2 separate regions of the Homo sapiens genome follow, and region 1 is linked to region 2. A link is a loop called in an ENCODE intact Hi-C map of the cell type or tissue named here. Cell type or tissue: PC-9. All regions are shown on one strand.

Region 1 (5,000 bases), 50 kb before region 2:
CTCAGAATGTGATTGTATTTGGAGACAGGGTCTTTGAAGAGGTGATTAAGATAAAATGAGGTCACTTTGAGATGCTGAGGCAGATGGATTGCTTGAGCCCAGGAGTTTGAAATCTTCCTGGGCAGCACGGTGAGAACCCCATCTCCCCAGATTTTTTTTTAATTAGCCAAGCTGGGCATGGTGGCTCACGGCTGTAATCCCAGCACTTTGAGACGCAGAGGCAGGTGGATCACTTGAGGTCAGGAGTTCAAGACCAGCCTGGCCAACATGGTGAAACCCTGTCTCTACTTAAAAATAAAAAAATTAGGCCAGGCATGGTGGCTCACGCCTGTAATCCCAGCACTTTGAGAGGCCGAGGCGGGTGGATCACCTGAGGTCAGGAGTTCAAGACCAGCCTGGCCAACATGGTGAAACCCCATCTCAACTAAAAATACAAAAAAATTAGGTGGGTGTGGTGGCAGGCACCTGTAATCCCAGCTACTCAGGAGGCTGAGGCAGGAGAATCTCTTGAATACGGGAGGCAGAGGTTGCAGTGAGCTGAGATCATGCCATTGCACTCCAGCCTGGGCGACGAGCAAAACTCTGTCTCAAAAAAAAAAAAAAAATAGCCGGGTATGGTGGTGGGCACCTGTAATCCCACCTACTCAGGAGGCTGAGGCAGGAGAATCGCTTGAACCTGGTAGGCAGAGGTTGCAGTGAGCCGAGATCGCGGGACTGCACTCCAGCCTTGGCAACAGAGCAAGACTCGGTCTAAAATAAATAAATAAATATATATATACATTATATATATATACACATTATATATATATACATTATATATATATACACATTATATATATATACATTATATATATACACATTATATATATATACATTATATATATACACATTATATATATATACATTATATATATACACATTATATATATATACATTATATATACACACATATATATACATTATATATATATACACATATATATACATTTTATATATATATACATTATATATATATATATATATATATATATATATATATATATATATATATATATATGTAAGCCAGGCATGGTGATGTGCCACTGTAGTCCCAGCTACTCAGGAGGCTGAGGTGGGAGGATCACTTGAGCCCAGGATGTAGAGGCTGCAGTGAGCTGTGTTCGTACCACTGCACTCCAGCCTGGGAGACAGAGTGAGATGCTGTCTCAAAAAAAAAAAAAAAAAAGTCACACTAAGGTGGGCCATAATCCAACCTGACTGGTGTCCTTATCAGAAGAGGAGGTTAGGACACAGACACATGGAGGACAAGGGAGAACACGGCCATTTGCAAGCCAAGGAGAAAGAGGCCTCAGGAGGAACCAACCCTGCCCACATTTTCATCTTGGACCTCCAGCCTCCAGAACGGTGGGAAAACAAATCTCTGCTGTTTGGGTCACCTAGTCTATGCTCTTTGTTGTAGTAGCCCTAGCAAACGAATATACCAGTTTTTATGGAAAACCACACAGCGCCCAGATTCCTGGGTTCCGAACAATGGGGGATGGAATTTTCTCATAGTTTTTGTTTTGTTTTGTTTTGTTTTTGTTTTTTCTTTTTTTGAGACGGAGTCTCGCTCTGTCGCCCAGGCTGGAGTGCAGTGGCACGATCTTGACTCACCGCAGCCTCCACCTCCGGGTTCAAGCTATTCTCCTGCCTCAGCCTCCCGAGTAGCTGGGATTACAGGAGCCTGCCACCACGCCTGGCTAATTTTTGTCTTTTTAGTAGAGACGGGATTTTCAGAACCATATTGGCCGCACTGGTCTCGAATTCCTGACCTAAAGTGATCCACCCGCCTCGGCCTCCCAAAGTGCTGGGATTACAGGCGTGAGCCACCGCGCCCCGCCCGAAGTTATTTACTCAAGACTCAAAAAAGTTATCGATGATCCCATCTGGAGGAAATATGTTTTTTCCATGGGACGCTAAGGACATCCCGCCTTCCCCATCCCCCGCAGTCACTTTTCTGTTTATTACATCAGCCTGTGTTCCCACCACGAGTGCTGCTCTGGGGTGCAGGGCGCTTTGGCCCTGGGTTGGTAAGATTCGCTAAAGACGGTGGCGTGTTCTCTCCCGAGTCTGCTTTGTGGGGTTGGTGGGGCTTTTCCATCGGGAGCCGCACCAGCCACCCTGGCACCGCACTTCCAGAACCGCGTCAGCACCAAGGACAGCGCCAGGGAGCCTTGGCTGCAGGGACGGAGCCCCAGATGTGGCTGAGAAGGGGAAGAGGAAGGACCGTCGTGCCCTGGAGCCTGCGACCGCCACGCCCTTGTTCCAGCCTCAGCCTTCAACCCCCTACACAGACGCCCAGTGAGCACTACGTGCCGCACGCAGGACTGAGGGGTGGAGAGTGGGAGGCCATGGGTGTCAACGTAGGGTCCCTGGAGGTATTGATTCAGAGGGCAGTAGCCCCCGGGCAGGTCCTGGCTGGCCCCACCCAGGACCTCAGTCGCTGACCTCAGGACACGGTCCAGGCTCTTTCTATTCACGTCTGTGCGTGGCATCCTCCACGATACAAGCGAAAATCACCATTCCCCGCCTGCCTGGCGTTGGCAGCCAACCCCCAGGAGGCTCCCGGCCCTGGCTTCTCATTTCTCACCTCAGTGCGAGCATGGATCTAGGAGAACCCCAGCTCTCTTACAAGTTGATGAGTCAGGCCCCTGTCACTTCCTGGATCTTTCAATCCTGGCTGCCCGCAAGGCCAGGAAGAGCGAAAACAAGGGCTGGATTCAGCGGAAACACGGCAACACAGGACACAGCCACAGCGTGAGGAGCGAGCAAGCTGGAAAACCTGGATGGGGGTCTGGACTGGTTCACCTGCAATGAGATCAATGATCTAATCGCGGCAGGCGTGGTGGCTCATGCTTGTAATCCCAGCAGTTTGGGAGGCTGACGCGGGTGGATCACATGAAGTCAGGAGTTCGAGAACAGCGTAGTCAACATGGCAAAACCTCGTCTCTACTAAAAATACAAAAATTAGCCAGGCGTGGTGGCCAAGGCAGGAGAATCGCTTGAACCCAGGAGGCAGAGGTTGCAGTGAGCCGAGACGGTGCCACTGCACTCCAGCCTGGGTGACAGAATGAGATTCCATTTAAAAGAAAAAAAAAAATCTAATCCTGGATGAGAGTCCAGGGAAAGTGAGAGTGGAGAAAGCTTACATGAAAACGCAGACCAGATCCCTGAGTGTGGACCTGGAAAACGTGACACACGTCATCAGATTCAGATGAAGGGATATTGCCTGAAGTTTCATCAGCCTTCGGTGTGGAGTTGGCCTGATGTCCCCCAAGATGAATAGACTTGTCTCTACCCAAAGAAGCTTCTTCCACTCTGATAAAAGAAAGGAAAAATAGGCAAAGCCACAGACAATGTGATGAGTATTATAATAAGAGATTTGTTTAGTTTGGCTCCAAACATAGGAGGGAGTGGCCAACTGTATCTGGGGTCAACCAGAAGTAGAAAGAGAAGTAGGCCCTGGCTGGTGGAGAAATATTTTACCAGGCAGAGGGAACAGTGTGTGCAAAGGCCCTGAGGTTTGAATCCACCTGGAGTGCTAAGAAAAACATGCACGGACATCTGTGTAGCTGGAGTAAAGATAGGAGAAGAGGCTGGTGAGGTGGGCAGAGAGCAAATCTGAAAGAACTCCAATCTCAAGGTAAAGACATCATTCATTCATTCATTCCTTCATTCATTCAACAAATCACTGAGAAATTAATAAACACCTGTAAGTGTCCATTCCAGTGAGGATAAATTGCTATCCAGGAGTGAGGGGGAACAGCGTGATGTCTTATGGGTTGATAAGATGACCGAGGTCCCAGACAGTCTAAAGGGAATCACACTGACCTTCTGTCACTGTTGGAGTAAAGAACACTCTTCATTCAGGCTAACTTCTATAGGCAAAACGCCTTTTCCAGTTCATTAGCTGAATATCAGGTGCCAGGGGCTGTGCTGATTTGCTGAAGGAGACCTTACCCTGAGAAGACCAGCCACTTCCGAGGGTATCACCATTTTTTTTTTTTTTTTTTTGAGACGGAGTCTCGCTCTGTCTCCGAGGCTGGAGTGCAATGGCGCCATCTCTGCTCACTGCAAGCTCTGCCTCCCGGGTTCACGCCATTCTCCTGCCTCAGCCTCCCAAGTACCTGGGACTACAGGTGCCCACCACCACGCCCGGCTAATTTTTTGTATTTTTAGTAGAGACGGGGTTTCACCGTGGTCTTGATCTCCTGACCTCGTGATCCGCCCTCCTTGGCCTCCCAAAGTGCTGGGATCACAGCCGTGAGCCACTGAGCCCGGCCAGTATCACCATTTCTTACTTCTGTCTTCCAAGATCCATAAGCTCCTGCATAGATTAATCATGTGAATCAAAGGATAATGTTTAGGAATCACCCTCCCATATCCCACCCCTGTGTTTTCCAAGGCTTGATGCTGGCGCTGATCTCTGTGATTCCCTGGGTTGACTGTTTGGGAAGGATGATACTATGGTTTGGATCTGTGTCCCCACCAAATCTCATGTTGAAATGGAATCCCCAGTGTTGGAGGCCGGACTTGGTGGGAGGTGTTAGGATCTTGGGGATGGACCCCTCATGAATGGTTTAGTACCATCCCCATGGTGATGAGTGAGCTCACAAGAGATCTGGGTATTTTACAGTACGTGGCAAGGCCGGGCGCGGTGGCTCACACCTGTAATCTCAGCACTTTGGGAGGCCGAGGTGCATTGGATCGCCTGAGGTCAGGAGTTTGAGACCAGCCCGGACAACATGGCAAAACCCTATCTCTACTAAAAATACAAAAACTAGCTGGGAGTTGAACCCAGGAGGTGAAGGTTGCAGTGAGCCAAAATGGTGTCACTGCACTCCAGCCTGGGTGACAGAGGGAAACTCCATCTCAAAAATTTAATAATAATAAAATAAAAAAATAGAAGTGTGTGGCACCTCCCGTCCTCTCTCTCTTGCTCCTGCTTTCGACATGTTATG
Region 2 (5,000 bases):
GGAATGTGTCCAGGTGCAGCGGGAAGACTTTGGAGGATTTGAAGAGGTGGGAGACATTATTTGATTTATGTTTAAGATCACTCTGGGCCAGGTGCAGTGGCTCACACCGGTAATTCCAGCACTTTGGGAGGCTGAGGCCGGCGGAACTCTTGAAGTCAGGAGTTCGAGACCAGCCTGGCTAACATGGTGAAACCCCGTCTCTACTAAAAATAAAAAAGAATCGCTGGAGCTGGGCACGGTGGCTCACGCCTGTAATCCTAGCGCTTTGGGAGGCCAAGGCAGGTGGATTGCCTGAGCTCAGGAATTCGAGACCAGCCTGGGCAACACGGTGAAACCTCGTCTCTACTAAAATACAAAAAATTAGCTGGGCGTGGCAGCGTGCGCCTGTAATCCCAGCTACTTGGGAGGCTGAGGCAGGAGAATTGCTAGAACCCGGGAAGCGGAGGTTGCAGTGAGCCAAGATCGTGCCACTGCACTCCAGCCTGGGCGACAGAGCAAGACTCCGTCTCTAAAAAAAAAATAATAAATAAATAAATCGCCTGGCTCGGTGGTTCACACCTGTAATCCCAACACTTTGAGAGACCAAGGCGGGCAGATCACCTGAGGTCGTGAGTTGGAGACCAGCCTGACCAACACGGAGAAACCCTGTCTCTACAAAAAATACAAAATTAGCCGGGCGTCCTGGCGCCTGCCTGTAATCCCAGCTACTCGGGAGGCTGAGGCAGAAGAATGGCTTGAACCCGGGAGGCGGAGGTTGCGGTGAGCCGAGATCGCGCCATTGCACTCCAGCCTGGGCAACAAGAGTGAAACTCTCTCTCTCTCTCTCTCTCTCTCTCTCTCTCTATATATATATATATATATATGTATATATATGTATATTTGTATTTTATTTTGTATATATATACAAAATATTTGTATTTTATTTTGTGTATATATAAATATATATACATATATTTGTATTTTATTTTGTGTGTGTATATATATATATATACACAAAATAAAATACAAATACAAAAATTAGCTGGTGTGGTGGCAAATGCCTGTAGTCCCAGCTACCTGGGAGGCTGGGACAGGAGAATCGCTTGAACCCGGGAGGCGGAGGTTTCAGTGAGCCGAGATCGCGCCACTGCACTCCAGCCTGGGTGTCACAGCAAGACTCCATCTCAAAAAAAAAAAATGTCACTCTGGTTCCTTTGCTGAGAATTTGTTGGGAGAGTGGGAGAAATAGGGAGGAAAGGCATTAATTCTCCAGAGAGAAACCCAGGATCTGGGGCTCTTGCAGGCTTAGAGCTGGCCTGGAAGGGGCTGGTTAGCCAGCCTGATTCTGCAGGAATGTCTGAGGTCTCAACCTTCGTTTCCCCAGTAGGTATTGTCTTCCCAGTGCCCAGATCTGCCCTCAGGAGGCAGATCCGCTGCACCTCTGCCCGCTGCACGCTACATTCCCATTTCACAGAGCAGCAGACTGAGGCTCAGAAAGGGTGACTGGTCTAAGCTCATGTGTCTGGGCAAGGAGAGGAGGCAGAGAGCCAAGTCCCCTTGGGCGCTGAGCCCAGTGCTGGGTGCTGGGGTGATCTAGAGATGTGCCTCATTCAGACTTTGGTTTTTCTTTTTTTTTTTTTTGAGACAGAGTCTTGCTCTGTCGCCCAGGCTGGAGTTCAGAGGCGCGATCTCAGTTCACTGCAACCTCTGCCTCCCAGGTTCAACAGACTCTCCTGCCTCAGCCTCCGGAGTAGCTGGGATTACAGGTGCGTGCCACCACGCCCGGTTAATTTTTGTATTTTTTAAGGTCGAGGCGCGGTTTCACCATGTTGGCCAGACTGGTCTCCAACTTCTGACCTCAAGTTATCTGCCCACCTTGACCTCCCAAAGTGTTGGGATCACAGGCGTGGCCACAGCGCCCGGCCGACTTACCCTTATTTTAATGCAGTTGATTTAACTGTACGATTACAGAATTTACCTGTAATTTTTTTGTTCATGTCAGAAGAGTAATGTGCCGATGTCGTAACAAGGTTTGAGGGAGGCACATCTCACGCATGCGCGTGAACACCCAATCATCCCGCTTAGAAACTACAAAAGGATCTAGCTGTAAGTTTAAATTATGGCTTCGTGTAACAATAACCAGCTCACAAATCCCTGAATTTTTAATGACCTGCACATCAGTGTCCCACCTGTGGGCTGTTCTGTGTGGTAGAGCCCACGTTGTGCTGGGGCGGGGAGCGGGCTCAGAAGCCTGCCATCTAAAGTCTAGACACTTCACTTTATTTGAATTGATGAAAATTCCGTTACGTATGAGCAAAGGCATATGAAGAAAACAAAAAAACAAAAAACAAGAAATAAGATTAAGCTCCCTTCACTCTCAATTTTAATCAGCCCAGGCCTCCCCCATTCCAGAAATTTGGACCGACCCTGACTCCGCCCCAACCTGTTCTAGCACCGCCCCTTCCCCCGCCGGCGCCGTCGTCATGACAACCGCGTCCACACGCCCTCTTCTCCTAGGTGTGGGGGAAGGCTGGCCCTCAGTGCTCCCATTGGCCAAAAGTTTGTAGAGGGCGGGCCTCGCTCACTCTCATTGGTCAGTTGCTCGCTGTGGTCCCATCCCACATGCTTCCATTGCTTGATTCCTCGAAAAGGGCGGGGACTCTGGGCAGCGGTTGTGGAGTGCCGCGGGTCCACAGTGCTGCACTGAGCAGAGAGGAAGGGGCGTCCCGGGATATTTGGAGGATAAAGGTGTGGGCAAGGTATCATGTGGAGGCAAAGGGGCGAGAAGTGAGGGGCGGTGAGAGGGGAGCGGGGCGGGCAATGTGTGCGATTCCCAGAATGTCTTTTCCGCAGGGTGATGACCACACCTGCCGGCTCCGGCAGCGGCTTCGGCTCCGTGTCCTGGTGGGGCCTGTCCCCGGCGCTGGACCTGCAGGCTGAAAGTGAGTCCCAGCACGCAAGGTCTGATACACCGTCTGCCTTCCCAGCCTGAGCAGACGGCCTTTTAGAGCTCGTAGTCCCAGCGTCGGTGGCAAGGGGGGCGCTAACGTTCTCCAACGCTCCAGCGGCAGAGGGCGCGCTCCCAGGGGCAGCCCCGAGGTCCTGTCTGCGGACTGCGAATCCCAGAATACTCAGAGGAAACACCTCCCCTTAGAACCTAGGCCACGGGCGGAACGCCTACTGGGATTTGTAGTCCATTTTTTATAGGGGATGCTACGGTGGACGCTCTGCCAACCACCATGGTGCCCCAGCCAGCTGTCATCTTGCCAGGTCCTCCTGTGGACCCAGACTCCCAGGCCGATACAGTGCACAGCAACCCCGAGCTAGATGTGCTGCTTCTGGGCTCTGTGGATGGACGGCACCTGCTGCGGACCCTGTCCCGAGCGAAGTTCTGGCCTCGCAGGAGGTTCAACGTGAGCTGGGATGAAGATGAGAGCCCAGATTCCCGAGTCCTTGAGGGAGGAAGGGATTGAAATTCTAAAACCTCAGGTCCAGGAATGAAGGGGCTGGAGACTCCTAGATCTGAGGGAGGCAGAAGCTGGGAGCGAACCGATGCGTCTTGGGGGAAGGAAGGGGCTGGGGTTTGGAACTCCTGGGTTCTATAGTGGGGAAGAGCTCGAGGATGAGGTCTTCTGAGTAATGGAAGGGAAGAGAGCTCTGGGGACACAGACTTCTGTGTTTGAAGGAAGAGGCTGGTGTACAGAACTCGGGTGTGTGGAAGGAGAGAGCTGAGGGCCTGCTCTCCTGGGTCTCCTAGGACCCAGGCAAACAGGTCTCAGAATTATTCTGCCCTGTCCATCCTTCTAGTTCTTTGTGCTGGAGAATAATCTGGAAGCTGTGGCCCGACACATGCTGATCTTCAGCCTAGCCCTGGAGGAACCGGAGAAGATGGGGCTGCAAGGTCTGTTGCTAGGACCCAGGCATTCTGACCGCTGGTCTCCTCCCCCTCCCTAGAGGGATTCTGGCATTTCAATGGTACAATTAAAAAGTTTGGTTATTTTCCTGGGAGGCGGAGGTTACAGTGAGCCGAGATCGCGCCATTGCACTCCAGCCTAGGCAACAAGAGCGAAACTCCGGCCGGGCGCGGTGGCTCACGCCTGTTAATCCCAGCACTTTGGGAGGCCGAGGCAGGAGAATGGCGTGAACCCGGCAGGCGGAGCTTGCAGTGAGCTGAGATCGCGCCACTGCACTCCAGCCAGGGTGACAGAGCGAGACTCCGTCTCAAAAAAAAAAAAAAAAAAAAAAAAAAGAGAGCGAAACTCCATCTAAAAACCAAAAATGTTTGGTATTTTCCAGTGTGGTACCTCTGATGAAAAAAAAAATCCAATATATTTATTGATGATGGTCCCCTCTGATGTAATTTGCCATCTTAGAGCCTCAGCTCCTCCTACCTGTAAAATGGGGCTAAATATAATACATCTTAGAGCCACTTAGAAAATTCCAGGAGAGGCTGGGTGCAGTGGTTCACACCTGTAATCCCAGCACTTTGGGAGGCTGAGGTGGGCAGATCACGAGGTCAGGAGATCGAGACCATCCTGCTCAACATGGTGAAACCCCGTCTCTACTAAACATACAACAATTAGCCGGGTGTGGTGGCAGGCGCCTGTAGTCCCAGCTACTCGGGAGGCTGAAGCAGGAGAATCACTTGAACCCGGGAGGCAGAGGTTGCAGTGAGCCGAGATCACACCACTGCACTCCAGCCTGGGCGACAAAAGCAAAACCTCCATCTAAAAAAAAAAGAAAGAAAGAAAAAGAAAACAGGTTTGTTTGTTTATTTATTTATTTATTTGAGGCAGAGTCTTGTCCCGTTGCCCAGATTGGAGTGCAATGGCACGATCTTGGCTCTCCATAACCTCTGCCTCCTGGATTCAAGCAATTCTCCTGCCTCAGTCTCCCAAGTAGCTGGGATTACAGGCATGCACCACCATGCCCGGCTAAGGTTTTGTATTTTTAGTAGAGCCGGGGTTTCACCATGTTGGCCAGGATGGTCTCGAGATGCTGACCTCAGGTGATCCGCCCGC

What was found. Peaks named below come from ENCODE experiments on the same cell type or tissue, not always from the same donor. Only the 100,000 strongest peaks of a DNase experiment are listed, where the experiment ranks them.
Region 1: a loop joins it to region 2, with 5 times the contacts of the local background. A loop is called at or near these places in 19 of 110 quality-filtered maps.

What each region holds. Positions count from the first base shown.
Region 1 is chr19:55,214,339-55,219,338 of GRCh38, reverse strand. It overlaps LOC124904771 (a long non-coding RNA gene), which reads right to left and starts at 3,750. Exons shown (of 2, transcript XR_007067346.1): 1 at 2,630-3,750; 2 at 1,914-2,243. RefSeq lists a silencer at 1,204-1,390. In PC-9, no CTCF peak of the experiment used is centred here; DNase peaks (open chromatin) are centred at 2,248 and 2,728; H3K4me3 peaks cover 1,394 bases; H3K27ac peaks cover 2,252 bases.
Region 2 is chr19:55,164,250-55,169,249 of GRCh38, reverse strand. DNAAF3 (dynein axonemal assembly factor 3) reads left to right here and starts at 2,637. Exons shown (of 12, transcript NM_001256715.2): 1 at 2,637-2,727; 2 at 2,833-2,921; 3 at 3,250-3,392; 4 at 3,787-3,880. The coding sequence starts at 2,837. It overlaps DNAAF3-AS1 (DNAAF3 antisense RNA 1), which reads right to left. Exons shown (of 4, transcript XR_007067345.1): 3 at 4,450-4,706; 4 at 2,346-3,431. LOC124904795 (small nucleolar RNA U13) reads right to left here and starts at 2,079; the gene lies at 1,976-2,079. RefSeq lists a silencer at 3,026-3,257. In PC-9, CTCF peaks have their summits at 2,783 and 2,993; DNase peaks (open chromatin) are centred at 2,039, 2,549 and 3,099; H3K4me3 peaks cover 2,512 bases; H3K27ac peaks cover 1,244 bases.